Regions from separate parts of the Homo sapiens genome. Here regions 1 and 2 are each linked to region 3. The links are chromatin loops, found by intact Hi-C in ENCODE. Cell type or tissue: Calu3. All regions are shown on one strand. Each heading gives the region's core, and the rest is flanking DNA. Links, peaks and the distances in the headings are about the cores only. Region 1 holds the start of CR1 (complement C3b/C4b receptor 1 (Knops blood group)). Region 2 overlaps PFKFB2 (6-phosphofructo-2-kinase/fructose-2,6-biphosphatase 2). Region 3 overlaps IL19 (interleukin 19).

Region 1 (10,414 bases), core at 1,297-9,296, 690 kb before region 3:
ATTTCATCGATAGAAGATTCCTTCTTACCTTAGGTCTTAGCAACTTCAACATACAATGTTTTTCTTTCCTTATTAAGTGGACAACTTTCACCTTTTCACTTAAAGGAAGCACTTGCTACTAAACCGGACCCTAATGGTAATGAACTCCCTTATTAGGCTCAGCTAAAATTTTGAGAATCTATATGGAAAGGTGTGGTAGGCTAAGTAAGGACCTCTCAGAGATATCCATGTTCTGATCCCTGAAGCCTGTGATTGTTACCTGTAATGGTTAAAGGGCTTTGCAGATGTGATTAAGAATCTTGAGATGGGCAGATTATCCTGGGTTATCTAGGTGGACCTTAAATGTGATCACAAGGGTCCTTATAAAAGGGAGGCAAGAGGGTGAAAGGAGACAGAAGAAGGATATTCAGAGACACTATGGTGCTGGTTTGGAAGGTAGAGGAAGGAGGCCAAGAGCCAAAGGACGGAAGCAGCCCCTGGAAGCTGGAAAGAGCAAGAAAACCCCTGCTCCCCTGGAGCCTCCACAAGGAACACAGCCCTATGGATCTATTTTAGACGTCAGCCTCCAGAACTGGAAGAGAATACATTTCTGTTGTCTTAAGCCACTAAGTTTGTGGAAATTTGTTACAGCAGCAATAGGAAATTAATACAAAAAGAGAATGGTATATAGTATTAAAAATGTTGGGTTCATAGATTGAATCTTGAACCCAATGTCTTCTACTTAGTGGCTATGAGGTCTTAGGCAAACCGCTTAATCTTGCTGAGCCTCAGTTTCATCTTCATAAAGGGAATAATATTTTCCTACCAGGTTTGCAGGGAGAATCAAAAGTAGTATATGCTGCCACATACACAGAAGGCACTTCATAAATTATACTTACGATTATTACCCTTAGAAAAGGGTAAGGGGACTTCTAAGAGTTAAATTCGATTATTCCGCTAAAGTGGGAGTGCTTGCTTTGCTTCCAAGAGTTCATTTTCTGCTCCTTTGCAGAACTAGCTTGGAATGAGCCTATGCTGTCGGGAATGCACTGGATGACCTCAGTGACTGGTGACCTCAGCTCTCCTGAGTGAATGTGCCCCGGATTCAGCCTGGGACTTCTCATCTGCATCTCATGAGCTCCATCATAGTGCCCACGGGACCCCGGACAGAGAGGAGAATTCCTAAGGTTGCCTTTTCCCTGTTGTCAATGGCTTTAGTCAGAATTGGAAGCCTAACTCTGTGCTTTCTACTGAAGCAAAGGATGATGCTCCAAGAAAGCTCATATTTCTTACTTATTTTTCCCAGACAGCCTGTATCCATCATCACACATTTGCTTTATTAAGCCAGCAGTTGTTAAGCAAGGAAGCCCTTGTCTATGTTCCCTGCCTCATCTTGTGCCACTTGGTCCCCTCACCAAGGTGTGGCCCTTTCCCCTTTTTCAGTTTCCCAAAGACACACATTTTTCCCGTCTATGACATTCCTTCTATGTGACGCAATTTTATCTTCACTCTGACTTCAATTCTTCCTTCAGGCATCTGCTAAAATGTCACTTTCTTATAGAAGCCTTCCCCAGCCTGCCTATGGCCATACCACCCTGAACACACCCAATCTCATCTGAAGCCTTCCCTGACCCTCTTAGGGATTTGGAATCTAAACTACTTCCCTCTGCCCCACCCTATAATAATTTCTAGTCCGACACTTTGCTTTTCCTTTCATATCAATAATTGTTTGTTATTACAATTTGTGCTTTTTATCTTTGTGTGCTTTTAGAAGTATCTATTTCTCTCAATAGATATTAGATATGCATAATTTAAAGGCAAGAGATGATGTGTTTTTTTGTACCTCTAAATTAATACTTAGTCCTGGTGCTTAACACTCAATTATAAGAACTCAATGCATATTTGTTGCAATGAACAAAAAATGAAGAATTACTTATAAAACTCAAAAAAATCAAGAATCCAAGCTATGTCCCCCAAATCTCTGATTTAGTGGGTCTAGGTTAGGGCCCAGGAGTCTATTTTTAAAAATTTTCACAGCTGATTTTGATAGATAACAGCACTTTGAGGATACTGTAAAAAAAAAAAACACTGAGTAAAACAGTTGCTGTTATTTTCAGTGTTATGCATTCACCTTTCCTCTAGTTGATATGTGGGATGAAATACAATTTTGATATTTGTCTTATCCATTGATGCCGGACAAAGGAAGAGATTCCATGTGAAGTGCCTAGCGCCAAAAGCTGTATTGAGAGAGGGTAAATGTCACAGCAAAGCTTGCAACGAGAGGAAGGAATGAGACCTAAAGTAACAAAGCAAATTGAATGAACCATTCTTGGAAAGAAGTTCCTTCCCCTTAATTACATAATATTCTTACCTGCATAGTAGTATATGAATAGTATAGGTAATTATAAAAAGCAAAGTTGTATAATAGCTCAAAAAAGGAATATATGAGCCTTCAACAAAGAAAGCTTGATGTAGTTTCCTTTCTCTCCTTTATTACCAATCCCTCAATTGTGACTAGTTCCTATGACAAATATATTAATATAAAATCCACAAACTGAAGACCTACCATAATTTTAAAAGTTTTTATAGCTTTATCAAGATATATTACATACAATGATTGATGAGTATTTGAAGTGTACAATTCGATTACTTATAACATATGTATGCGTTGTGAAACCATCACCAAAATGAAGACAATAAACGTTTCCATCATACATCCCACCCACACAGAGTTCCCTCATGCCCTTCTGTAATCCATCCAAACATCCACTTCCTTCTCTAGGCAACCTTCAATGTGTTTTCTCTTACTACAGATTGATCTGACTTTCTAAAATTTCATATAACCCGAATCACTTCGTTTATATCCTATCATATAAAGGAAATAACTCAGGTGGTTTTCTCTTACTACAGATTGATTTGACTTTCTAAAATTTCATATAACCTAAATCACTTCATTTATATCCTATTGTATAAAGGAAATCACTCAGGTTTTTTTTTATGGTTTAGCCTTCACACAGCATAATTAGAGATCCATCTAGGTTGCTGCATGTATACAAATTGTTTCCTTTAGTTGCTGGGTAATATTCAATTGCATAAATATATCTTAATTTAGTTTATCCATTTACTTGTTGAGGGACATTTGGATTGTTTCCACGTGTTGGCTATTACAAACAAAACTGCTATGAAAATTCATGTACAAGTCTTTGTGTGGACATATGATTTCATTTCTCTTGGGTAAAAACCTAAGAGTAAAATGTTGAGTGTGTGTCTAAGGTTTTAAGAATCTGTTGAACTATTTTCTAAAGTTAATGTTATAATTTTACCTGCCAAATAGCAGTATATTATAATTCCAGTTACTCCACCTTATCGCCAACACTTGGCTCGGTCAATCTTTTTCATTTTAGTCATTCTAGTGGGTATGTATTGTTATCTCATTTCGGGTTTTGTCTTGTATGACTCAGCCCACTTTCACATTCTCCTGGTTCAGATATTCCATTCAAAGCAAGTTGATGTATTCTGTGCTATATGCACAATTAACACATCATCACTTTCATGTCTGTTGCAATATGAGCTGTCAACCCAAAGAACACTCTGCTTTCCATTCTGCATACTTACCCTTTAAGGAATAGATTTGCACTTGCTTTGCTTAGGCACCTCTATCAGTTTAAAAAAAGAGCATGCCCTTTCAAATATATAAATTTATAAATTATATATGTACACGAACATAAATTATATGCCTCAATATAAATTTTTGAAATGTAACACAGATAAAATAAATATTTTAAATGCTTTGTTAATCATCATGACTTAGCACAATCATTAGCTAACATCTAACGGGACAAAAAACAGTCACATTGAGTCTCTCTGTTCACAATAGTGAATGTAAAGCTTATTTCGACAGTCTTCATGATACTTTCTAGGTTTTTTGGTTTCATCGAGTTGTGATCAGTTGTGATTAGACTGACAGCATTTCTTCTACTTAATGCCTCTGACAAAAAATGTGTATACATGTGTCTTTGCGGAGAGGGTGAGAGGGATTGTCAACTCTACCATTTTCTTGTTTTCTGGAGTTGGTTTTATTACTGGGATCTTCACCCAGCATTTCTGTGTAGGACACTTTTGATGTTACCTGTCCAAATGTGAAGCTTATTTTAGATTAAAATAGATAATATAAATCACACATCCACTCATCTGAGCATATGTAAACCAAAATACACCACAAAGCACAGAAAGCAAATTGGAACTTCCCTTCTATCTTGCACCTTTACCTAGCAGGGATAACCAAACCAGATCCTATATGAGGACCACGTGAGGGCGCCAGAGTCCACCCTATATTAAACACTGCCTGGTAAAGCTTAATTCGTGTACTATTTTATGGCTCAGAATGTGGTCTATCCCCATGAATGTAAGCGGGAGAATATGTGCTCTGCTGTTGTGGATGAAGTCATCTATATATGTCAATTATACCCAAGTGGATTGATGGTGCTGTTGAATTCAAGTATGTCCTTACGGATTTTCTGCCTGCTGAATCTGCCCATTTCTGATAAGGAGACTTCAGCACCTTTTCTGATATCAGAAAGATATCATAGAAGTCTCCAACTATGATAGTAAATCCATCTATTTCTCCTTGCAGTTCTATGGGTTTTGCCTCACGTATTTTGTCTCTCCATCAGGTGCATACATATGGGATATTGTTACGTCTTCTTGGATAATTGGCCCCTTTATCATTATATGATGCCCCTCTTTATCCCTAATAATTTTTCTTGGTCTGAAGTCTGCTGTGTTTGAAATTAACACAGCTATTCCTGCTTTCTGTGACTAGCATTAGCATGGTATATCTTTATCCATTTACTTTTCATATATATTGTCTATATTTAAAACGGTCTTGTTGTACACAGTATATAGTTGGGTCTTGTTTCTTGATCCACTCTGATGATCTGTTTCAAATGGTGCATTTCGATCATTGACACTCAAAATGATTGTTGATATAGTTGCTTTAGTTTTGTTACTGGTTTTTATTTGTTGCTTTTTTTCTCTTGTTCTCTGTTTCTATTTTTTGTCTTCCATTCTTTTCCTGCCCTTTATTGTTTTTTGTTTTGTTTGTTTGTTTCTTTTTTTTTTTTTTTTGATTTGGAGTTGCGCTCTGTCACCCAGGCTGGAGTGCAATGGCACGATCTCGACTCACTGCAACCTCCGCCTCCCAGGTTCAAGCGATTCTCATGCCTCAGCCTCCCGAGTAGCTGGGACTACAGGCACCCACCATCATGCCCTGGTAATTTTTGTGTTTTTGTAGAGACAGGGTTTCACTATGTTGGCCAGGCTGGTCTTGAACTCCTGACTTGAGGTGATCCACCCACCTCAGCCTCCCAAAGTGCTGGGATTATGGGCATGAGCCACTGTCCCCAGCCATCTTTATTGTTTTAACTGAGCATTTTATATGATGCAATTCTCTCTTACTTATTAACATATAAATTATAGTTCTTTTTTTCACATTTTTCAGGGGTTGTCCTACATTTGCAATATCTATTTGCAGCTAATCTAAGTCCTCTTTCAAATAGCACTATACCACTTTACGGGTACTGTGAGTAACTCATAATAACAAAACAATCCTAGCTCCTCTGCTATTTTTTGTCGTATGCAATCTGTTTCTAGATTCACTCTTTAAGTGCTAGTAAAGCCATATACCTTTCACTCATCCTTTCCTGATCATAGGAGTTGAGATTTCTCGCTTTTCGGTGATCCTGCAGTCTTGCACGACTTCTTAGTCATGGTTTTTCAGACATGCATGGGGGTTTTCAGATTACAAAACACTGTCACATGCATTACACCATCTGATTTTCAAAACGTCTCTCTCAGAGATCAGGATGTCAGTTGTGCTCATTTTATACATGTGGACACTGAAGGTCAGTGATGTGACTTAACTTACTGGGTCCAAGACACCAGCTGGTAAGTAGCAGAGGCTGGAAAAAGCAGAACGCTGGCTTCCTAATAAGTAGATTTCATAAAACTCCACCACCTACTTCTATATGCATACACTTTGGGTGCAGAGCTCTTATACTTCTTTAAAATTCCAAAGGACCGTGCACACTGGAAGCATCCATCAGCATTTTAAAATTTAAATTATGTCAGCAACAAAATTTCTAGGTAGTTTAGTTTAGGCTGTTTCACATTTGGAAGTTATTGTGATAACCTCAGTAAATTTTTTTTTTGCAATTAATAGTGTCTGGGATTGTTTATAACAGTAACTTAATCAACATAGGCTAAGTAAAACAACATTCTAGTAAGAAGAGGGCCAGTACTCCCAAAGATGACACAAATTCCTAAGCGTTGACAACAGATTGCTTAACTTACTGGGCATGCTTCTCTCCTAAAAATAAGATTGTACGTTTTATCACATCTCTGCACCTGACAGGTTACTTTCTGGTGCCTAAGGAGATCAAATATTAATAACAACTCTTGCGGGACTTGGTTCTACTTTATTTTATTTTATTTACTCTTTTAGAGAAGAAGGAACACTCAAATAATGAATGTAAAATGTCTAGTGGCAGAGAAGGGCGAACCCGGAGTTGTCAGGAATAGGCTGGACAAAAACAACCAAGACTGTCACTTCAAATGAGATGTTGCCAGTGAGTCTAGGCAACCAAGAAGACTTCTGGGGAGCCGAAAAATAATAATAGAAGGGTTCTAACTGAAGATGTTTACCTATTTGAAGTTAAGAAAAAGGAAGAGATGTGGCCTCAAAATTTCCATAATAATTATAATAGGCGTTATTTTGTACTAAACACATCACTAAAATGCGAACTGTAAACATATCTACTGTCCCTTCTACCTGCAACGGTTACATTGCATGTTCTGGGGCTTCCCTTGCTCTTCTAATCCGCAAGTGCCTGGCATGCATCTGTCTTAAAGTATGCTGTCAATTAAGTGCATGGTGATGATGGCCGTGGTGGCTTGGTGTGGGGGGCGAGGACAGTTCCATGCGGGGCAGTTGTCAGGTAACACCTGCATCCCTAGGACTGCTTGTCTAAACACCATTGGGAGCAAAGTACAGAGGTAACGGTTGGGGGATAGAAATGGACTCGGGGACACATAGCCCTGTGTTAGATACTCGACAGGCTTAATGCCACTGAGGCAGCAACTCCACGATGCAGAGATACCAGTGTCCCCATTTTACAGAAGAGCAAACAGACTCAGGTGTGCTAAGTTGCCTCACAGTTAAGTTTCTAGGACCAGAACTCAGGTTTGTCGGATCCCCAAGTTCCCTTTCACTAGGATCAACGCCACGTCTTGGCTATAGCCAGCCGAGGCTGTGAATACACAAAGGCAAGGAATTTCGTGCGGCACCCGCTCAGCATCTGCGCCTTCCACTGCGCTCGTCACGACTTAAGCCCCTGCACCTGGGAACTCCACGCTTACCCAGAAGCAGCGAGGGTCTCCAGTGCGCAGAAGGATCCTACACCCGCCGCCCTGCCGGGTCGCGCGCTCAGCCCACCCATCGCGCTGCCTTCGGACCCGGGCGCGCAGAGCAGCGCAGCTCAGCGCTGCACGCGAGTTCTCTGCGGGGCCCCGGGTTCCTCGTCCGCCCGGGCGCCTCCCCACGCCCGCCCGCCTCTCACCCCAGGCCACCGGCAGCGCAAGCAGCACCACAACCGCCAGCAGGGATCCTCCGCAGCAGAAGGGGAGACCGGGCGCCGGCGGCCCGACAGGCTCCGGGCTTCTTGGAGAAGAGGCCCCCATTCTCCCCAAGCACATCTACAAACCAGATTTGATCTCGAAGAAAACTGAAATAAGAGGAAAAGCTCAGCGAAAATAGGAGTGACCAATCATTGTGCTCCGCGCCCAGAGTGTGGGGAGGGCTGCGGGGTTCCGGGACAAAATGCTTTTGACCACAGCTTCCCCTTCATGGGCGAGGTCATGTTTACTCCCCATTTGCATTGTTTCTAACGAGTTTCGCTGGCAGAGCCCACCTTGCTGACCCAGGTGCAGCAGCAGAGCTTGACAATGCTCGGGCTTCCGATGGATCCCGCGTGTGAGGCCCTGCGCTTCCAGACAAAGGCGGTGGATGATGGCAGCTCGCCTCCAAACACCCTGCTTAACTTTTCCTCTTTGCAAGAATGTGTGTGGGAAGGTCAGCTAATGAAATGCCTGCTCTCCGTGTTGAAGGGCAATTGCAGGCGATGTGTACGGTGTACAGGGAATGTGAAGAAACAATTTCCTTACCCTGAATTGAGACGTCATGCCATTGTAAGATTTTTTAAAAGGGAGGGACAATTAGATACACATTTAAAAAATGTAAATCTGTGTATAGTATGGAAGGTAGATTAGAATAGGGCAATAATGGACTGCGAAGACCAGTCAGGGGAGCTTTTGCCGACATCCAAGTGAGGTTTGATGGCGGCCCTGACTGGGTGGATAAAGTGGACAATTAACAAAGATATTGGAGATGGAATGAACAGTTGCTCATGTATTGGATTTTGGTTACTTCCTTTCTTAAGGTTGGTGGTGAGAAGAAAGCAATCAAGAGTTAGCCCCCTTGCGGTAGTTTGCTGAGAATGATGGTTTCCAGCTTCCACAATGAGAACACATGGACACAGGAAGAGGAACATCACACACCGGGGCCTGTTGTGGGGTGGGGGGAGGGGGGAGGGATAGCATTAGGAGATATACCTAATGTAAAGGACGAGTTAATGGGTGCAGCACACCAACGTCGCACATGTATGCATATGTAACAAACCTGCACGTTGTGCACATGTACCCTAAAACTTAAAGTATAATAAAAAAAAGAAACAAAAAAAAGAAAAAAGAAAGAAATAATTAAATAATTAAGTTTAAAAAAGGTAGAAAAAATAATATTTTATCTTTTTTATTGGGGGTGGCCTGTCCTTCTGACATGTACTGCCTGCCTGTAGGTAGGCTATTTTGCCTGGGTTTTTCTCTTAAAATAATTTTGACTTTAAACCTTGATTTTGTTGTTGTTGTTGTTGTTGTTGCTAATTTTATGTTAAACTTGTTTTCCTTAACCATTAAAAGGAGACATGATTCAGAAAAGAAAAAAAAAAAAGAGTTAGCCCCAGGATTAGAAATGAATGGTGGTGCTACTTACTGAAATAAGAAGTATGGATGTAGGACTGACAGATTTAGGGCAGAGGGTTAAGTATTCAAGGATGAATGTATTCCTCCTATCTATCTGTGATCCTGTGCCCTTTAACCAATCTCTCTCCATCTCCCATTGTCTCTCCCTTCCCCAGCCTCTGGTAACCAGTATTCTACCCTCTACTTCTATGAGATGAGTTTTTTAGAGTCCACATATGACTAATAACATACAGCATTTGTCTTTCTGTGCGCATTGGTTTCCATTAGGCTTCCTCCCAAAATTCTAGTGGAAGAAATGTCTACTTTGATCATATCACTTATCACAGTTTTTAGTACATCCAGTGACATTCTTTTAAGGATTTGCTATCATCATTTCAAGTTATTCTCAACAGAGTAATGGGAGTAGCAGCCAGATTGTAGTAGGCTTAGGAAAAGAGAAGAGGAGAAGGCTCATTTCCCCAGTTTTACATCACATGCTATCAGAAGGTGCCACTCCTTACCACTTCTGCTGGTATCCATCTCCTAGTATCTACTTTCTCCCTCATTCCTTGAAAGTTTGAGCTCCTGGCTCATGGCCACCTTCTCCACTGTTACTTCTGCCACAGTTCCTGGTGATTTCAACATTCACAGCAATAGTATTTTCAAATCCCTGGCCTTCCAGTGCCTTGACCTCTTCTCTGCCTGTGGTCTTGTCCTCCACTCTCCTCTGACTCTAATGCTCATGTGCATGCTCGGAGACTTGTCACTTTCAACCTCTCAGTGATTTCAATGATCCCACTCTCTAACCACCAATCCAACTCTTTTCTTTTACCCTAGTAACGTTAAACTGAATCCAGCAATCTTTGTCTGTCTCAGTGCCTGCAGCCCATTGATCCTACCGCTATCTCTCTCAGCTTCTCACCTCCTTTGTGTCTTCACTTTCATCACTACCAGGTTAAATTCCATACTCTGTCATTATAATCACCATCTTGCACCCACTGTTAGCTCCCTCACCCTTCTCTTGGGTTATTATAGCCATTAGACAAAACAACATTCCTGGTTAGAATCAATTCTCCATTATTTTGCTCTCATACCTGTGAAACTGAATGTGGCTGGAAAAGACACATAGCCACAATGACTAGCCTTACTTTAGTAACAAATAATTTCAAATGGACCATTATACTTCTGCCTGACATTCCCACTATTGTTTGTCTAATCCATTTATTCTCCCATTCTCCTAAATGACTATTTCATATTTTTATTTTGACATTTATTTCTGACACCTTCTCCAACATTCTTAATTTCTGTGAATGGCTTTGTTTCTTTCTTTATTGAGAAAATAGAAACAATCAAATAGATCTAC
Region 2 (10,414 bases), core at 2,274-10,273, 270 kb before region 3:
AATCTGTTTTGTTAGTCTAATTTACAAAGTCCCAGGCAGAGAACCTAGGAGGGTAGAAGGAAAAATAATTTTTTCCTCTCTTACAAAGCAATGGCAGCCTAACTCCTCAAAGGCTACTGCTCACCTTGTTATAGCTCTTCAGACCTGCTACAATGTTTCAATTACCTACTAAGGCAGGTTGCTACTTCTTCAATAGCTATTGAACCCTTCTTTGGTAACTAAACCCTAATTATAACTGGCACAAAGCCACTTGGAATAAAAATATTCCAGCCTGCATGAAAGCTGTATGTAGCCACTTGACTACATTTTGACCAATGAGGTATAAGCATAAGTGTGCTTGCAAAATCTAGGAAATATTCTTTTTTTAATTTTTAACTTTACAGTAGGTGTATATATTTATGGGTTACATGAGAAGGGAAATATCCTTAAAAGAAGCTGGTATGTCCTGTTGCCTTCTTCCTTCCTGCTGGCCAGAGTGTAAACATGTTTTCTGCAACTGGAGTAGCCACCTTCCTCTATGAAGTAGAATCCAACACATTGTTCTTTTTGAGCGAGAGAGACAGAGAAAGAGAGAGAGAGCGAGTCTCACTCTGTCATCCAGGCTGGAGTTCAGTAGCATGATCATAGCTCACTGCAGCATCAAACTCCCAGGCTCAATCAATTCTCCCACTTCAGCCTCCCGAGTAGGTAGGACTACAAGTGTGCACCACCATTCCTGTCTGATTTATTTTTTATTTTTGTAGAGATGGGTGGGGGGGGGGTCTCACTATATTGCCCAAGCTGGTTTTGAACTCCTAGCCTCAGGCAATCCTCCCGCTTCAGCCTCCCAAAGAGCTGAGATTACCAGCCTGAACCAATGTGACCTTGGAGTTGTTATTTTAGATTTACTGAAATCCACAGCTGAAACCAACTCTAATCTGAAACAGAGTTTGAGTGAAATGACTCAGGAATTTAAATTCAGAAAAGAATATTTAACAGACTTTATTAAAGCATACTCTGACACAGTTTCCCTTCCCATCCATAAATTCTACAAAGACAATGGGGGAAAGAGGAGAGAACCTAGGAAGTGAAAACTGAATGGCAATGAAGAGGCAAACATATCAGTGATGAAGGAAACCCAAATGGATAAACAAGTTATTCTCTGAAAGTAGGCTGGATGTTTGGTGAAGGGCATTAAACATGTTGAGAGTAGACCCCATGCTACAGTGCTGCTTCCCAAGCGTTCCTATGCTTCTGAAATTATTTTGCTTAATTGCAGGGAAACTCTCCTATAGAATCTAATCTGATTTTCACAGGTAGAGTGTTGCATACAATCAAAAAGGCATTTAAATGCCTTTGGGAATTCAGAAGCGTAGTTGTTCTGCTTGTAAAGGGCTGAAGGAATGCAGCTGACATTGGCTTGATGAGAATAAAAGAAGAAAGACTGTGCTTTGATGTTTTTAAGAGAAAGAAAATATTACTCTCCATGATTACAGTGATGCTATCTCATTAAAAACCACGTTCTTAAATATCCCAGTGTGCAGTAAAAAAATTCCAGTACATCATATATTCCCCTCCTCCGCTTAAATAGTATCAAATGCATGTCACTGGATTATTTTTTCTTTTACATGTTAAAGGAGAGAAATGGACAAGAGAGTATGGACAGTATTACGTAGCTCCTGTTTCCTACCCTGAGGTCCAAGAATGGGTTTCAGGTCATGACCTCCCTAAACTGTATGCAAAACCTATGTGTCAACCTTTTTCTGGGTAGAGAGTCCTTAGCATGTCAAATTCTCAAATGAGTTCAAGAGAATGAATGAAGGTTGGATGGTGCAAAATACTTCTAGAGACCATAAACCTTGGTGATGGGCCATTGTCAGACGCCACAGGAAGTGCCCATGGGCTCATCACCTCCTGCCGAGTTCAAAACCAGCTTGGGCAACATAGTGAGACCCTATTTCTACAAAAATGAAAAATAAATAGCCAGGGCAAGCTAGTGAACCTGAAGGTTGATGCTCCTCACAGTGAGTCCTAAGTGAAGACCCTGGAGAAGTTTAAGAAATGGTGTAATGATGAAACCTACAGGAGAAAGGCAAATAATGACCATCACCCAACACTGAAGTACTCGCTGAGTAATCATTTTCTAATGCTGGTATCTTTGCTAAGTTACCAGCAACATTTTAAAACAGTGTGGCATGTGTCTGTTGGGTCTTAACATTTACCTTGTTCTGAGATATTATTGGCTTTATAAAAATCACGAGTGTTGAGGTGTGTGACTCAGTAATGGTGCTCATTTACCTCTCTGTAAAACCCAGAGAATGATTCCAGACACCCCAGCCTTTTACAAATGATGACTTGATGGCTGAATTAGAGAACACTTGCAGAAGTGCCTGGAGATATTTCCAAGGAAATTAAACCTTGACACCACATCCTCATTACTGTCAGCCCACCAGCTAGATTATTAAAGCTCAATGTATTCATCAGTACACATAACCACTGTCTCTCACCTGTTTTCAAATTGGAGAATTCATAAGTCATTTTCATTCTATCAGAAGAACCCTTGAACTTAAAGAATTTGGAAATCCTCTGTTGTTATTATGAATGTTTCATTTTATCTCTATTGCTGCTGACCCCAAAAGATTGTTCCAAGTTACTTTATCATATACATTATGTAACCATTATCCAACATTATTTGGTGAAGGTCATTCATGAGGGGGAAAGCATCCCCAGTAGAAAGAGATGCGTTAGGTTACAAACCTGCTGTTAACCTTTCCTTTCCAATAATAAACTCTAAACAAAGGTCAGGGACTTTGTTTTAGTCATTGCCTGGCAACTAATGGGTAGTCACTAAATATTTGTTAAATAAATAAATGAAACTCTAGGACGTCAGTAATGCATGGTAGTCACAATCTTACTGATATCATTTTGAAATGCTGATGAAACTTGAACTGGTTAAAATCACTAGTTGGAAATATACATATAATCTAATAATTTGAAAATCATCTTAAAGAAGCTAGTTTCAAACACATTTTAGACAATGTTATTAATATTTTGCATACATATAATGTACCAAATGTTATCTTTTCGTGTGTTATCTTAAAAATTAATTGCATTTTTAATTAAAAATAATTTTATTTTATGTTCTTATTACAAAAGCAATACATATTACTCGCATATTTTAGCATGATTTTATTAATCCAGGAGATAAACACTTCTCCAGAGAAATGCATCTCTTGGTTTACACTTACAATAAAAATCAATGAGAAACAAAGTATTCAAAAAAAATTCACTGTCCCTTAACATCGTTATTTTCCTTTTACAGAAGACAGATATCTACGTTCTGGAAATTTAACTTAAGTTAATATGACATTAGACTTAAAAGCTCTAACTACCTAAATTTCTACAAAAAAAACCCCAAACAAACAAACAAAAAAAAACCTGACAACATAAATTATATTACATTCTGATTAAATACATGCAAACAGTGACAAGAAAACTCAAAAATGCCTTACATGGATAGAATAAATAACTAAATATAAACATTGTCTGATCATCAAAAGACAGTTTTCGATGCAGAGAGAAATCCATATCACAACTAAATCATTATAGTACAGCATGCGGTAGGCAGCCAGATGAAAATCATCTGCTACAGGGTAAGGAGCCTTCCTGAAGGCAGCTTTGTACGTAGAAAAGCAGCTCCTAGTTGCTGGATGCTGAACCGCCTGCAGCCCAGCTTATCACATCTTAGGTAACAGAGTCCTGTATCATCCACAGTATAAAAGAACCATTTGAGAAAAGCTACATATCATTACTTTTCTTGCTACTCACCCTTTTGCCCAGCAAGTGAGCATTTGAGTGAAAAGGAAAAGAAAGAAAAGTAAAGCTAAAAACATACTATTCTTTAAAAAATAGACTTTCCTTGCAAGATATAATATCCTGTGGGGATTCCATACTCTCCTTCAGTAACAGTGACATGTCAAAACCACATTTACAGAGATACATTCATACATTTGACAATCACTGGGGAAGAGTTATCTGATTTGTCTGTAAGGAAAAGCGAATGACTAATGCACTGAGGCGCTGGTCCATGACCCCGCCACCCTCACTTTTATATGAGAGATCAGTGACCACAATAGTGACCAGTGGCCAAGAGGCAGGTATCAGGAGACTACTGCCCTCCAAGTCACAGCCACAGCTCTCTCAAGGACTGTATCATGGTGACAGAGCCCACAGAGGGGCGTGTCTCCTTCCACCTGTTCTGAAGCCAAAACACTCCCTGATCGGGCTGATTCTCAAGGAGCTTTCTTGACTTACTCACGTGATATAAATGGCACTCTACTTTTCTGTCTAGTCCACATTCCCAACCACCCAGGAGAACCACATCAGCCCCATCTTGATGCATGAGAGGCACATGCATCAAGTCAAAAGTACAGTAGCTACAAAAGGGAACTTAGAAGATGGGTACCCATTTTGGGGAGTCTTGCAGTCAGATCCTGTCCTGAAGGGCCTGGAACAAGAAAAACTTCTCTAAATGAAAAGGTTGCCACTGACACTGTTCTTCTATCAAGGCAGAGAAGATGTTTTAGGGACTGAATTTCTCAGAAGACCCTCCATTCACCTGGTGATTTGTCTCTTGCTTCCAATGTGGCAAATGGTAACTGCTAGCATAAGTATATTAGACTCTAGCCTGCTCGCCTGGAACAGTGGCAGAGACCAGCTCTTACCTTCTCACTTGAAAAGTAAATCTGAAGAAGTGCATTTGCACTTTGGGCAAAAAAGAGCCAGCAAAGGATGCAGACAGTCACAGGTAGGATGTTAAATGCCTATACAGAATGAGATTGACCAACTTGGACCAAACTCAGCACAGAGATGACAAAAAGTCACTGGTTCAGGTTGCTAAATGTTTTGAGGCACAGGGAAGTTAAATTTTTCAGTGTAACTGATATTCCCATTAGGCAGGAGGGGAGGAAATATGGTGACGTTTCTCCAGGCCTCGTTTTGGTGGCCCCCAAAGTCCAGTTCCCACTTAACTTCCTGTTCTAGCCTCTGTGAAGCTGACATCCCAAGCTTTTCAGTAGATCCCAGTCGTTTGGAGAGGTGAGGCCTGAACATCCACATCATTAGCAAGGCAACATGAGGGACGCTGCGGAGGGGCGTCTGCGCACAGCCAGTGTGGTCTCTGCTGCCTACGAGCCAGAGAGGAAGAGACACAAAGCTATTACAGCACTGCCAAGCAGCGAACATAAAAGTAGAACAGAATCCTTCCCCTACCTTCCCTCCTCCCTCAACCTCCCCATCCCCACATCCATACACATGCATGAACACACTGGTGTGCCTACACACACACCTTGACTACCCGAATGGCGTAGTCATGGTCTTCTTTCCCTGAGGAGCTGACCTCGTGACCATATTGGACCAGGCACTCCTTTCAGACCTGGACCATAAGCTACATACCCAAGATATGAAGCAGGAGCAGTCAGGATCCCTCTGGTAGAAGGAAATCGTGTAGGCTATGTCAGCCAAAAGACCATGCCAATAAAGTGACACTGTAGTCAGGGGCTACTTGGCTTCTGAGGAGGGTCCCTACTATTTTAGTTATACGAGTCCATTCTGAAACCAGTCATCAGAGCAGATCAACTTCTTCCCATTAACTGGCATCTAACATTTTACCTTGTGGGAAATTTTTCCCCTAGAACAGTGCTTCTCAAATGTTAAATGTGCATATGAATCACCTGGTCGTCCTAGTAAAATGAGGATTCTGACTCCGGAGGTCTGGGATGGGGCCTGGGATTCTGCATTTCTAATGAGCTTCTGGTCTTTGTTAAGGTAACAAGGAATAAGGCATGCGAATGGTAAAACAATCCCATCTGTATTTCCTGTCTCAAAAAAAATTAAATGCTGTTTTATACCCTTGACCATAATCTCTTTAGAAATGGGCAAATCACATTTTAGGAACAACAGTCCACCAAGTGCTAAAAAATCTCCAAAAGTTTTCTTTATAATACATAATATGAGTTACATGTTGCTAATGGGAATTACTGCACAGTGCAGTGAAATGTAATTGTTTCTTAATTCTTGCATAAGTGCCAACAGGAACACACAACTATTGAAGTTCATGTGCTTTCCATAATGTTCTTCCTATCTTCCCCAGAAGGTGGCAGAAGAGAGCCACGGCTACACCATGGTCTTCAATTACAGTGCGAACTTCTGTTGGCTTGTCTGAGTCTGAATCCTTGTGCAGCATGAGGCAAAGTTTTAGGGGTGGGGAAGGGATGGGAAACACAACTGAAAATACTAAACAAAAAACCCAGAAGCCTTCTGATAGGTTCAAGTTACTCAACAATTTTATTTACCCATTCTACACACACGCACACAAAAACACATTTCAAATACAGTTATGCACACTTTAAATGGATCTGAGTGGCATACTTTGTTATCAGTGTCACCCGATTAAATCAGAATGTTGCTAAAGACTTATGTTCCTATTTCAACAGAGCAGTGCCTAGGAAATCTACAGTAGAACTCTCTTCCTAGGCTTCCCAATCTGACCCATTCCCATTCAACCCAGAGGTGCTCAGCCCCACACCATCCCCCTTCCCAAAGGGCACCATGTATGATCAGCCCTTTGATTTTGCCATAGCAAAACCATCACCATACCAGCATAAGTTGATCTTCTTGTTAGGTCAATATAATAAAAAACGTACATAAGCAATTCAGATACAAAAACATTGCGTAGGTAAACATTGGTCACAGATATCCAGTGAAAGGCTTACTGGAAAAAATACTTTTGCCAACCCTTAAAATCAATTTTTAAATGCCAAATTTTCTTCTCATTTTTACTTACTAGATTAAGTGTAAAATCCAAATGCATGGCTGACTAAAAATAGCAGCCCTGTCCAATGGAATACAACATTTCAGAACAGGGTAAGCTGGGGACACAGAAGCTTCAGAAATGAACAGTGGAACTGAAGTCCTGCCCTAAAGCAGGGGACTGGATGAGATGACTTCAAGTAAAGGTAACAACTCCAGGCTCTGAACAGGCATTCCCTTAGCTGAGTTCACAAAATACCATAAAAGTGATGCATAACCTTTATCTTGTACAAAATAATGAGAATTTGGCCACTACTATATAAGAAATATCTATTTAAAATCATAGTGTACAGAACTCCCCTATAAAGAAAACACGTGGAGTGCTTAATTCCTTCCTTTGTTAGACACATTTAATAGACAGAGAATTACCATAATGTACATACACTTCAATGGATACAATCAGAAAGCAGGCAGACTGTCAGCTTACAGACCCTAGACCGTTAGTCAGGCAACACCCAAATTTTACTATAGTCTATCTATCAGTCAGCACACAGACACTACTACAGTCTGTCAGTGACAAACAGATCCTACTAGAGTCAATCAGCACACAGATCCTCCTGGTCTACCAGTTGGTCAACATATAGACACTACTAGAGTCTGTCAGTCAGCACACAGACACTAAAGTCTGTCTGTCAGTCAGTCAGCACAGAGATCCAACTAGAGACAGTCTCCTGGACAGTATGGGTCTAAATTAAATCCCTGGACACAATTCTGACATCTGTGTCACCTTCAGGGAAAGTCGATTCTACCCCACCAGTGCTGCAACCCGACTCAGTTGTTACATATTTTCAATAAGTCAAAATACATAGAAAAGCTGGGTAAATCTATCAAATTTCTTAACAATGAACACAACATGGCTTCTGGGCTTGGCAAAGACAATGGAATGTGCATAAGATTACATAACCCAGATACAATTCTTCTGATTACTGGATACTTTTTCCCGTGCCCATTGGCCACTCCAACCACCAATGAGTTTCTGTCAATTAAGATCTCCTGCTCATAAAAAAAAAAAAAAAAGAAAAAAAAAGTAACATAGATGAATTTATTTCCAAACAGCTATATCATATGTTTCTTCAAAATGCCAGTGTCTCTGAAGACCAAATGTGGGTTGCAAAGAGGATTACCCAGATCCTCATATGGAATACTCACCCATTCAGTCTAGGGGTACAAATATATTGTGTCCTTAACTCCAACTTCTTTGGAAACAAACAAACAATAACAACAACAACGAAACACCAGAGGCAAAGATATAGGGCAGATCCCTAGCACAATGCAAGTTTTTAGAAGCTTTTCTTATTCTACTTTAAAACTCAATGTAAAAATCATCCCTTTACCAAAACAAAACAACAATACAGATAAGAGCTAAATTACAATTTAGGGATTAGGAGATAAGAAGAGAAGCAGGTTCTCTAAATCTGCTTTAGAATTCTCTTTCAAATCTGTCATAGTCTTGAAGCAAGAATAAGAAAACAGAATAATTTCCCTTTCCCCACTTTAGACAAGTAAATTTATAAAAAACTTTTTTAGAGGTGAGGTCTCACTATATTGCCCAGGCTGGTCTCAAGTGATTCTCCTGCCTCAGCCTCCCAAGTATCTGGGACTACAGGTATAAGCCACAGCAACCAGCTTATTCCAGTAGATTAAATGCTAATGTCTTTACCTATTTCTCACAAAACAAAACTTACAGCCTCAGCAGAGAGTACTTTTAAGTCCATTTTTATTTTGTAGGACTTGTGATAGACACAGTCATAGTAATGTATACAGATTACCAACATGCATTCAAGTAAGACCAGGAGAGAAAAGATGAGAAGTAGAGCTGAAACTTCTCTAAAATTTGGAGTAAGAGCTCTTTTCCATTCTACATTCTCCTGGCTTCTTCCTGCTAGACTTCTCTGAAGGGATCTTGCTTTAGAAACTAAAGGATGCTGAAGCCCTTGCTTGCCAAATTCCAATTTCTCATGTCCTATCTGAGGATAAGACCACCTCAGCTCCTCTTCTGGAGAAAGCGAACTAGCACAGGTGAGAGTGGGGAAATAACAGCAGGCTGAGAGCCAGAATGAACATCCCAGTGACCTGTCTCTAATGCTGGGTTAATGACAGGTTAACACAATGCTAGCTTGTTAGAGAAGTCCCCTTTTGCTAAGAGTGGGTACAGTGTTAATCCAAAGTCTGTGGATCAAAGTGCTCCCTCTTCTCATTCATTAGGTCTGAATTACTCTTACCTCACAGCAGAAGAAAAGACTGAATGCCCATTTGGGCTACAGATGCCACCATCCAAGCAAATGTGGACAATGCAACCTTGTAAAAGTGCCAAACACGCCTCCCCAACCATATCTCATTCTCACACTGGTGGTGGTGGGGGCATCCCCATCCCCCAACCCCTGTAGTCTCATAGCCATAGGACAACAGAAAAGTCAGGAGAAGCGATGTGATGGTTGAACACTTCTAGACTCAGACTGTTGCTATATTGCAAATGTCCATTTGTTATAAATTACATGTCCTGTCTCTTAAAATAACCTTCCTCTGGACAAGGACCTTTTCTTCTACTTCTGTTTAGCTTTCCCCTATCCCTGCCCCTACCAGCCCAAAGCTCCACAAAGACACTAAGTACATGTTATGTAACCACTAAACAGGAATAGCAGGTTACTTAACATCTTGGACACAATTTTGAGAAGAATCTAGGTAAGCAGCCTTTAGAAGCTGCCTATGGTATCCTACTTGGGACATACGAGTAAAGGACCCGGGGTCAGGAGTCAGTTGCCAGTGATGACAACCTTTATCATCCTGGCAGGGTCTGCACCTCTCTCCAGGGTGCTTAAAATCCCCAGCTGCTCTCTAGAGACAATTATTTAATTCAGTGATTTGTTCCACATCACTCAGCAATGTAAAGGGTTAAAGATGGGACTAGAACCTAGAATAACCCTCTAAAACACAGCAGCCTGCCTTCCAGGGGGTTATATCATTTAACATTATGATCTGCTCAAACATCAAACCCAAAGAACTGTCCTTTCAGGACTATGAGGAATTCAGAATTCCTAGGCTGACACTTTTGTCTGAGAAACTACTATCCAGTATTTTTCCACCTAACTTCCTAAGGTGGAGTTCTTAACCCGAGCTATGAATCAGAATCATCCGGGAAGCTACTTAAATACATGCATGTCCAGACCCAGATCCCAGAGATTCTGAGTCAGTATTAAGCATAAGGTGGACACAGGCATGTTTATGATTCAACAATCCTAAAGGCAATTCTAAGGAATACTCCTGGATGAGAACCACAGCAAAAAGTCTTCCATTACCAAATGAAAACACCCTTGGAAAATAGCTAACTCCTTCTCACTGGTTACCTCTAAAAGACCAGCAGATAACTTTAAGGTGGGGAGTCACCTATCTCTTTTTAAAATCCCATGAGAACCCTAAACTTGCCTCTCAGAAAAACATACATATATTCGTACATTTTGCATGCAAAATTGGGAAAGAGAATAAGCCATCATGGTCATCAAGGGGCTAAGAATTTCTTCCCTAAACATTTTCTGTTTAACCCTACAAAGAAAATGAAATGACAGAA
Region 3 (10,414 bases), core at 1,062-9,061:
GTCTCAAGTAAGTAACTTCTGCTGTGATCCAGGGTTGTTTCCTCTTTTCTAACTTCTAATCTTCTATTTGACCCAAGGGGTTCCATTTGCTTTTTCTTCTGCATTGACACAGTCCTGTCCTAGTAGGACTCACATTGCTATTCATAGAAAGTAGTCGTGCTTCCACTCTGCATATGTTCAAAGTGAATTGTGTGTGTGTGTGTGTGTGTGTGTGTGTGTGTGTGACAGAGTTTCACTCTGTTGCCCAGGCTGGAGTGCAGTGGCACAGTCTCGATTCACTACAACCTCCACCTCCCAGGTTCAAGTGATTCTCATGCCTCAGCCCCTCGAGTAGCTGGGATTACAGGGGGCCGTCACTATGCCTGGTTAATTTTTTGTGTGTTTTTAGTAGAGACAGGGTTTCGCCATATTGGTTAGGCTGATCTCGAATGCCTGGCCTCATGTGATCTGCCCACCTTAGCCTCCTAAAGTGCTGGGATTACAGGTGTGAGCCACCACGCCAGGCCCAAAGCATTCTGATTCCCTCCATTATCCTCTGCAGAATGCTGTTTACCTGCTCTATGTGTTAACCATTTTCTCTTGCTGCTCTTCTAAGCTACATACTTGGGTTTGGCATATTCTCTGCCTAAGCAATGTTCTATTAATATTTACTGGCTGCAATCTGTGCTCATAATTGCCGTTCAAACTTACACTTAGTATAGGAGTCTTTATTGAAAACTTCCAATTGTGCATTGCTTGAATCAGTTAGAGTTCAATCAGGAGATGGAAACCACAACAGTTTTTTAAATATATGCAAATAGGTACAAAGATACTAACTAGATAACTATATCAGCCAGGGATCTTCAGAAAAACAGAACCAGCATCTCTTACTATATATAAAAAGATTTATTTCAAGAAATTAACTGATACAACCATGGGGGCTAGCAAGCCTGAAACCTGTAGGGCAGATTGGCAGGCTGGAAACTGTCACGCAAGAGCTAATTTGCAGTCTTGAGAATTTCTTCTTCCTCCAGGAAACCTCAGTTTTTGCTCTTCAGGTCATTCAACTGATTGAATGAGGCCCGCCCACCCTATTGAGGGCCATCTCCTTTACTTAAAGTCAATTTAGTGTAGCTCTGCAACATACCTTCACAACAATACCTGATTAGTGCTTAATTAAATAACTAGGTACTACAGCCAAGCCAAACTGATATATAAAACTAACAACCACAGTAACTAAAAAAAGTTAAAAGAGAACTCTAAAATATCATAAAGGTTGCAACTGCTGAGAGCCAAGAGGCAAAGAGAAAAGGTTAAAATTATTAAAAATTAGAAACAGTAGAGAAGCCCCAAGGAACTGAAACTCAGATCTGTAAGAGGCATTGCTTGGCCAGTGCTTGTTGTCTTAGTTCACAGGGAGGGATCCAGGGTATTAGGATCCAAATCTCTGCAGAAGAGACACTGGCTGGCTATTGCTGGTGTCCCCAAGGGACACATGCTGAAGCTGATTCTGCAAGTCAGAAAAACTGAAAACTAGATTTAGCTGCTGCTACAAGGGAAAAAAAAAGTTATGATGAAGGAGCTTCTCTGGGGTAACACTCACAGGAACCACAAGCAGACGGGAAACCCTCAGGAAGCATATAGGAAGGAGAAAACCCCTTTTTCTGCCTCCAGCTTTGAAGTCTCCAGCTAGTGCCCCTATTGGCAGAGCCAACTGGCAATGCAGAAATGTGGTTTTTAGGGTCCGGTCTCTAGGATCACAAAGCAGACTATAGAAGGTTGGGTTTAGAACTGAGAGGCAATAACTGATACAGTCCACCCCTTTGGCTATTTAGCATCCATTACACTGCTCCACAAAAATTTGAACTTTTATACAACCACAAAACAATTCATTTCCTCCCAACAAAATGCAACTATTCAGCATATAAAACAGGCGAGCATCACCTTCTCCCCAAATTCAGGATTATAAAGTCTCAAGTCATTGTATCCGTTTGAATTACTTCTCAAATTCAGTCACAGTCCCATCTGAATATGTTTTCTAAAAACCAAATTGCAAAGTTAACTTCCAACAAAACCTGTATAAAATGATATGAATAAGAAGAAAGAATAAAATAATTAATATATACAAATACACACAGTAAGCAACTAACTAGTCATGAGGCCATAATTATATTTATAACTTCCTTCTTCCACTGCCTATTTTATGTTTCCTTTGCCTTCATCCAGCACCTCACACGGTTGGGGTTTTTTATGTGGTGGGGTAATCCATCTGGCCTGAAGGGTCTGAATCATCAGTGGTTATGCCTTTAGCCAGGGGCTGGGGAAGTGGTCATCTTCCATTAACTTTTACTATTGGACATGAAAATCCTAAAAGGCACCCCAGAAAATCCCACTGGGTTCCAGATATTGTCCTCTTTGGGCCCATGGAGTGGCAGCAATCCAATTTCACTTTGGTAATCAGTCGCCCCAGTCATAGAGTAACCTTCTTCTTAGCCTGTTGGTTTGGCATCATGAGGATCCCCAAATGGCCAAATGGTAGTCTCATCTTCCAAACCAATGGGACATTGATGTATTTCCTGGTAGAGACATTTGTTCCTTAGGAACCAAGACTCCAAACCAACAGAGTTCAAAGGCACAGGGATGAAAAGCAAAAATTCTGTGAGTAGGCTATGAGATGTGAGAGTGTGAAGAGCTAGTCCCTCTTCCACCCCTGATTCGCAGACCTGTGTAGTCTGGCTACAGGAAATATGGAACCATATAGTTGGTTCTGTGATTCAAAGTATAATCTACATCCTGTAATGTAGAACCCCATCCCTTCAGACTGTAATCTCCCAACTGGTACCATAACTGAATCTTCAGTAGACCATCAAATCTTTCTATTAAGCCATCTGCTTCTGGGGATTAGCATATGTGGTTGTACCAGTTAATTCCATGGGCATAAACCCATTGCTGCAGTTCTTTTGAAATTACTTTCTTGATCAGAAGAAATGTTGTATGCAGTACACCATATTTTGTAGTCACAGCTGCCAGAAGATTTTTGGACAGGAAAGCAAATCTGCACTCAGAATTCATATCTCCTGCACTAAGGAAACATTTTTCCTTCCCTCCATGATGGAAGGGTTGCACTGTAATCAATCTGCCCCTGGGGGCTGGCTGGGACTTTTAGGGAGTTGTACCATAACAGAGGCTTACTTTAGTTGGCAAGCTAGGAATTCAGCAGTGTTGGTATTCAAAAAAGCCTTGACTAGGGTAAGTCCATGTTGTTAAATCCATGCATAGTCCTCATCCCTGACATTATGGCCACTTTATGCTCAGGGCCATTGAGCAAGCACAAGAATAGCTGGAGAAAGATATTAACTGAAATCCACAGGATGCGTCATTTGTCCACCTTCAATCAAGAGATTCTAAGTCTGGAACTGGCCTAGGTCTGGAAATAGAATGAAAGGCAGCTCAAGTTTTTGGTCACCAAACTTTTTTTTTTTTTTTTTTTTTGAGACGGAGTCTTGCTCTGTCACCCAGGCTGGAGTGCAGTGGCGAGATCTCGGCTCACTACAAGCTCCACCTCCTGGGTTCTCGCCATTCTCCCGCCTCAGCCTCCTGAGTAGCTGGGACTACAGTTTCCTGCCACCACACCTGGCTAATTTTTTTGTATTTTTAGTAGAGGTGGGGGTCACCAAACTTTTTATATAGTTCAGATGACATTTTAGTAGCTGGCCATCTTTTTCATTCCTAGATGCACCATGATCAATTCGCCTCACTAAAAATCTCTAGGTTTCAAAACAGTTTGATTATCACTATGCCCTTTCTGTTTTTTATGGTATTTATCTTAGTCTATTTTGCATTTCTATACAGGAATACCTGAGGCTGGATACTTTATAAAGAAAAGAGGTTTATTTTGGCTCGCAGTTCTGCAGACTGTGCAAGAAGCATTGCACTGGCATCTGCTTCTGGTGAGGGATCCAGGAAGAATCCAATCATGGTGGAAAGCAAAGGGGGCATGTTACATGGTGAGATAGGAAGCAAGAGAGATGCCATGCTCTTTTAAACAACTAGCTCTCAGGTGAACAAATAGAGTGAGAACTCACTCGTTACTCTGAGGAGGGCACCAAGCCATTCATGAAGGATCTGTCCCCCTGACCCAAACACTTCCCAGTAGGCCCCACCTCCAACTCCAGCATTGGGGATCACATTTCAGCATGAGATTTGGAGGGGACAGGCATCCAAACTATGTCAGTATTTGCAGTCCCCTTGTCTCTAATGGTTAAATTATAGCATTTGGCCTCTGCTATATGGGAGTCTCATCATTTCTATTAAAATCAGAGATTCAACTCAATGGAGGTGTCTTTCACCATCATACCTGGCTTATAGAAGACAGCCACCACAGAGCTTTTCAGAGATGCAAGTGCTACCTTCGTCAATGTGTTTCTTAATGTCTTTATGAAAGGATTGTCCTCTAGGCATTCTGGGGGATGGATGTGAGGCTGGTAGATGTAGAGATTTCATGTGATAAAGTCACTCCATCATTCCTTCCTCCTTAAGTCTTGGATGCCTTCCTCTACATTGTGTCAGGGAAGTTCTGGCATTCCAGCCTTATTGAACATATGCCACCATTGAGTCCAAGGTTTAGTCAGCCAACCAAGAAATTTTAGAGCCACTTCCAGTTACAAGAGCTAGCTCACTAAACCCAGAATGTCTCATAAATACCCCCAATAAATTCAATCCAATCCAGTGCTATAGTCTATCCTCCTTGGTCTAACACCCTTAGAATCTATTCTCACACATATTTCCCAAGATTCTGCCAGTATTTATTAGTAAAGTCTTGCACTTCTTTTAGTGTATAAACTATTCTGAGTCGGACTTTGTCCATGCCCTCCAACCCCCAAAGAAGGGTGAGATCCGACCCTAATGGTGAGGCAAGTGGCAATAAAGAGAGGTTGGGATGGGTCTTGAGAAGGAGAATTCATTCCCTTGAAGGAAACTGCCCCAAGTGAAGTTGTTATAAGGTTTTTCACAAACGTGGTTGGGATGGTTGATTCCACACCTGGTGGTGATTGCTGAGCTGCAACATGCAATCTACTGATGAATCTGGGGAAGTTCCTGTCAGACTCATTATAAATGAAGGACAGTATCTTGCAAGTCATTTAATGGAAATTTGTCCTTATCATTATCCTGGGCCCAACCCCACCTCCCAGCTACTATATTTCTTGTTTGAAGCAGGTCTCATCTAATGCACCCAGGCTGCTACAGTGCCATCTAGTGCCAATTGCACAACCCGCCTTATACTTTACATGCTACTTACAGTAGATCAAGAGGGCAGATTCACCTTTTCTGGTGGTTTTCCTAAAACTAGTTAGATGCCCAGAGGTTGGTATGGTACTTTTTCAGTCTACAATGGTGCAGTATAAAATCATCTTTTGAAGTCCCTACCAGAACTGTGGGCTGGGCAGAGAAATATTCTACCCAGTTGGCCAACAGAGTCTTCCCTTGAAGCTGAGCTAAAGTGAAGACCTGCAGGAAAAGCCAGTGGAGGTCAGGCCCACAGACAGCATCTTCTGAAGTTCATGCCCACCCACCCCACACCAAGTACAACTAACAGTACAGACTAAAAAGCCTATCACATGTGGAGATCTCACATAGGTATGTGGAAATCATGCATTATTATCCCTTCCTTTCAGATGAGAGCAGTCTTAAGATAATGAACCAGCTTGGGTTTACACAGATAGCAAATAGCAGAGACAGGTATTCCAGCCCAGGTCTGCTGCCTAGGAATGCTGTATCTACCACTCTTCACAGCTCCTAGGTGAAGCAGTGGGGGCAACACCCATGGGGGCTGCTTTGAGGGACATCATGATCAACATATACAAAGACTGTTTGCCAAGAACAGAGAGCAGCTTTGCTCTCTCTCCCTAAACAAGACCTGCTTTTGAGTTCATGGGGAGTAGTACAAGTTTGTTTCCAGAACCTTCTGCCTTCCTTCTCTGTCATACAGAATCCTCATGCACCCTCTTCACTCATGATGTCCCACCCAGGCTGTCCTTTCCTGGCCAGCATCTCTAGCCCCTGCAGCCTCTTCACTACATCTGTCTCTCACCTTCTTTGTTGCACCACAAGGGGTCCTTATTGTCCACAGACCAAATGGGCTGGGAGCCTTTTCTTAGGACTCCTGCTAAGACTTGTGTCAACTGCAGGCACACATACATAGCAACAAGCCCCTCTAAGGTGGATGCTTTGTCCTCATGGCAACACTTTCTACACTACCCTCTGTGAGTTTAACCTACCGCGAGTTTTCTTGTACCTGGAAGTCTTAGGGGCTCCTCACCCTCCCACCTCACTCCATTTACTCTGTCTCAGTGCCAGATCTCTGCTCACCTAGTTTTTTCCTACCTCACCCCACCATGCGTGCACATGGGCACACACACACACACACACACACACGCACACACACAATTCCCTTCATACCTCTCCCTAATTTTCTGAATTCTATCCTTCCTTCAAGGCCACAGTCACTCTACATGCACGGTTAATTCTACTCTCAGAGCTTCACATCACATCAGTCAATATCTTTTGTTTGGTATGGTTTGTTTTTTGTTGTTGTTTATTTTTGTTTAGATGGAGTCTCGCTCTGTTTCTCAGGCTGGAGTGCAGTAGTGCAATCTTGGCTCACCGCAACTCCGCCTTCAGGGTTCAAGTGATTTTCGTGCCTCAGCCACCAGAGTAGCTGGGATTACAGGCATATATCACCACACCTGGCTAATTTTTGTATTTTTAGTAGAGACAGGGTTTCGCCATGTTGGCCAGGCTGGTCTTGAACTCCTGGCCTCAAGTGATCTGCCTGCCTCAGCCTCCCAAAGTGTTGGGATTACAGGCATGAGCTGCCACACCTGGCCTATATCAATTTTTATGGCACCAAATTAGGAACCAAAAGCACTATATAATGAATGTGTTTATTTACTGTTTTAAATATGCTTTCTGCTCCATTTTTTAACATCATAGTTCATCTCTTTAATAGAAAAAAAGTTTACCATCACCTTAGAAATTATAGTTAAATCAATTCCCATAACTTCTTTCTATATATTTGCTTCTATATATAGTTACACCATTTCAATGTTTCTTTTTGCCTTCCTCCTACAAATATAAATTGCACACCATTTCTTTGTCATACACAGTGCTAAGACCTGGGAATTCAGTGACAAATAAAATAAACATGGTCCCTGCTTTTGTGGGGTTCATACTCTAAGAGAAGACAAATGTAACACAACTAAACACATAAATATATAGCTACAATTTGTGATTAGTGGTCTGAAATAAGGGTGCCAAAAAAACAAAGGAAACTTATTTTCAGATTTTGAGACCAGAGAACATCTGAAGAGGTGATATAAGTAAGCTGAGATGTAATGAGAAAGAAGGAGCCAGGAAAAGAAAGGGTTGAGGGGAGAGAGTTCCAGGTTGAGGGAACAGCATGAGTGAAGGCCCTGAGAGAAGAAGGAGCTTAGCATGTGCACAGCAAGAACTGATCAGTGGCTATATGACTATAGCATGGTGAGTAGAGGATAGTGTGGCTGGGCTGGGAATAACTGCAGAGGTGGAATCAGGCAAGGTCTTGAAGGTCATAGTAAGGAACTTGAGTTGACTCTACATGCCATAGGATATGGTTTGGCTGTATCTCCACCCAAATCTCATCTTGAATTGTAGTTCCCATAATTCCCACATGTCATGGGAGGGACCTGGTGGGAGGTAATTCAATTATGGGAGCAGTTACCCCCATGCTGCTGTTCTCGTAATAGTGGGTGAGTTCTCATGAGATCTGCTGGTTTTGTAAGGGGCTTTTCCCTCTTTGCTCAGCACTTCTTCCTGCCACCATATGAAGAAGGACATGTTTGCTTCCACTTATGCCATGATTGTAAGTTTCCTGAGGCCTCCCCAGCCCTGCAGGACTGTGAGTCCATTAAACCTCTTTCCTTTATAAATTACCCAGTCTTGGGTATGTTTTTATAGCAGTGGGAGAACGAACTAATACCCATAAGAAGCTTTAAAATTATTTTAAGCAAGGAAGTGACATGATCTGGTTTACTAGACCATTGGATGACATGTACAAAATGGCTTAGAAGGGTTGAGAGTGGAAGAGACAGGCAACTTAATAGGCTGTGACAGTGGTCCGGATAAAATATGATATTGACTTGGACTAACACGATACCAGATTGATAGTGGAAAGGGGACCAAATCGTAATATATTTCAGAGGTAGAATGATAGGACTGGGTGATAATTTGTACCAACTCTAATTTATCCTTATTGTGATACATTTTTTACTGGCTTGCTCAGGGAGAGTTCCGGGAATTGTATTTTCCGAGTGCATACGTTATGAGTGACAATTTACCTAGGCATAGAATTCTCAGGTCACACAACTTCTTTCCTTCACAGATTAAAATACTTTGTTTCATTGTCTTCTCACATTTAGAGTTATGGAAAATAAATCTGAAAAATGCTTGACTTGTTTTCTCCCTGCCTATTTATTTATTGAGTTTTTGTAGTATTTTAGATGTAAAAGTTCTACCTGAATATATTTCAGAGTAGTAGCTCTTTTCTATCTGCCAATGTGATGTTATTTAGCCTACCTAGCATTCATCCCCCTTTCTTCTGAAAGTAGCAACCCCATTTTCCTCTGGGAAATGATATTTCCCTTATTTGCAGTCCATATGACTCTAGGTAAAGCTGACCCATCCTCTCATCCCAGGAGTGGGTGTGTGCTGCCGGTGAAATTAAGGCAACAACGCTTCTCAATTGCATAGATTGATTCAAGGGTGAGTACATGACCCAAGCCAAGCCAATCAAAATCAACGAGGATTAACCCAAGGTTAATGGTACATGTATTAGAACTCTCTTTTCCACTGGGATTGGTAAACTGGGAGAATGTGAGTCTGGAGATACTGAATGTCACCCTACAGGAACAACCCTCCCAAGAATGATGGCAACCCAGAAAAAAGCAAGAGCAGCAGGGATGGATTCCTAGTGAACCCTTGGACTTCATTAAGTGAGCCAGCAAAATTCCTTTTTTGTTTAAGCTGGTTTGAACTGAGCCTGACACGATCCAGACTCCTGATGAATACAGTAAGCGCATTCAGTTTTTAAAATAAGATTTTACTTAAAGCCATTATATTTTCTACATATGGCTTCTGCTCCAAAAGAATCTGTTCATTATCTTTAGGAACTCCTGTTATGTGTAGGTTAGCTCTTTGATATCTGTATTTCACGTTTACTCTATTCTTTCATTTTCATTTCTTTATCTTTTGCTTTTGTGTTCTAGGAAATTTATCTTCAGTTTGCCTTTTACTCATTAATTCAGTTTTCTGCAGTGTCCATTTGTAAGCTATGGCTTCCATTTTGGAGTTTAATTCAATAACTGTGTTTTCCAGCCTGATAAAATATTTCTTCCATTTGGATTGTTTCCTTTTTATAATGGCTTGCTCTAGTCACACAGATGTAAATTGTTTTAGCATCTAGCATATGGCATTCTTTGATAAACAGAAAAAAGTGAATGAGGTTATTATTCATTTTTCAGCTCAATGATTTTCCTGAATCTATCACTTAACTCCCCTTAGCCTGCTTTGTCTTTATAGCCTCTACCACCTGGTATATATCTGTATCAAGACCTAGAGCAATGGCTGCACAAGTTGGCACTAAAATCTATTTATTGGACATGTAAACGGATCAGTACAGATGTGTTTTCACTCTTAATTTGCTCAAAGTCCCATTGAGAAGGTAAAACTAGCACAAAAAGGTAAATAACCATCCCAGGCAGCTAACTGAGAGCTATCAGAAACACATACATGACTAATAGCTAAATAAATTGTGCCGATACAGGTGTGTACTCTAGAAGCAGAGCCAGGTATGCAGACAGCAGGTAGCAGGTGATCATTTAGTGCTTGAATGATCAGAACAGTGTCCACAGAGGATCCAAGGATTGAAAGGAACTTCAAAGAAGGGTATGATTTAGAAAGGAAGGAGTCTGGTGGATTCTTCTAAAGAGCATTTCTCTGGGATTCAGATAATTTCACCCATGCAGTTAGCACCCATTCTATCCTTGAAAGATACAGCTGCTCTTCCTATAAGGTAAGAGAATTTCAGGTTTGAACAGAGAATTTTAGATTGAAAAATTCAAGCCCATTTTCTATTCTTCCACCCGCAAACAAAGGTGCGGAAAGCAGTTGAGGAAACAGGCTGAGGTGAGTTTCCTTGAAGCCTTGCTCTCTTGCATCTCTGTTTGATCCCTGGGTCATTCCCTCAGGCATCTCTGGTCAGAAACACTTTTAAACCCCAAATCTCATTCTCACTGGGTTTGCATTGTACCTGGAAAGATGCTGACACCAATAAAAGCTTGTTGCTTAAAGACACAGCCTATGACTCACACAATGCACACTTTATACACCCTAATTCCTT

The links. Hi-C counts contacts between places; a loop is a spot of excess contacts. Peaks named below come from ENCODE experiments on the same cell type or tissue, not always from the same donor. Only the 100,000 strongest peaks of a DNase experiment are listed, where the experiment ranks them.
Region 1: it touches region 3 in a loop (10-fold over the local background); 2 of 110 quality-filtered maps call a loop at or near these places.
Region 2: a loop joins it to region 3, with 2.8 times the contacts of the local background. A loop is called at or near these places in 4 of 110 quality-filtered maps.

What each region holds. Positions count from the first base shown.
Region 1 is chr1:207,493,570-207,503,983 of GRCh38, reverse strand. It overlaps CR1 (complement C3b/C4b receptor 1 (Knops blood group)), which reads right to left and starts at 7,827. Exons shown (of 47, transcript NM_000651.6): 1 at 7,596-7,827. The coding sequence starts at 7,716. RefSeq lists an enhancer at 4,365-4,424. In Calu3, for the core only: a CTCF peak has its summit at 4,302 (motif pointing right); a DNase peak (open chromatin) is centred at 4,293.
Region 2 is chr1:207,073,705-207,084,118 of GRCh38, reverse strand. It overlaps PFKFB2 (6-phosphofructo-2-kinase/fructose-2,6-biphosphatase 2), which reads right to left. Exons shown (of 15, transcript NM_006212.2): 15 at 6,302-10,414. Among named protein-coding and RNA genes, the nearest start is that of C4BPB, 9.9 kb to the left of the region's middle. In Calu3, for the core only: a CTCF peak has its summit at 6,141 (motif pointing right); a DNase peak (open chromatin) is centred at 6,148.
Region 3 is chr1:206,804,501-206,814,914 of GRCh38, reverse strand. All of the region lies in intron 2 of IL19 (interleukin 19), which reads right to left. Among named protein-coding and RNA genes, the nearest start is that of IL10, 37 kb to the right of the region's middle. In Calu3, for the core only: no CTCF peak of the experiment used is centred there; DNase peaks (open chromatin) are centred at 5,214 and 6,104.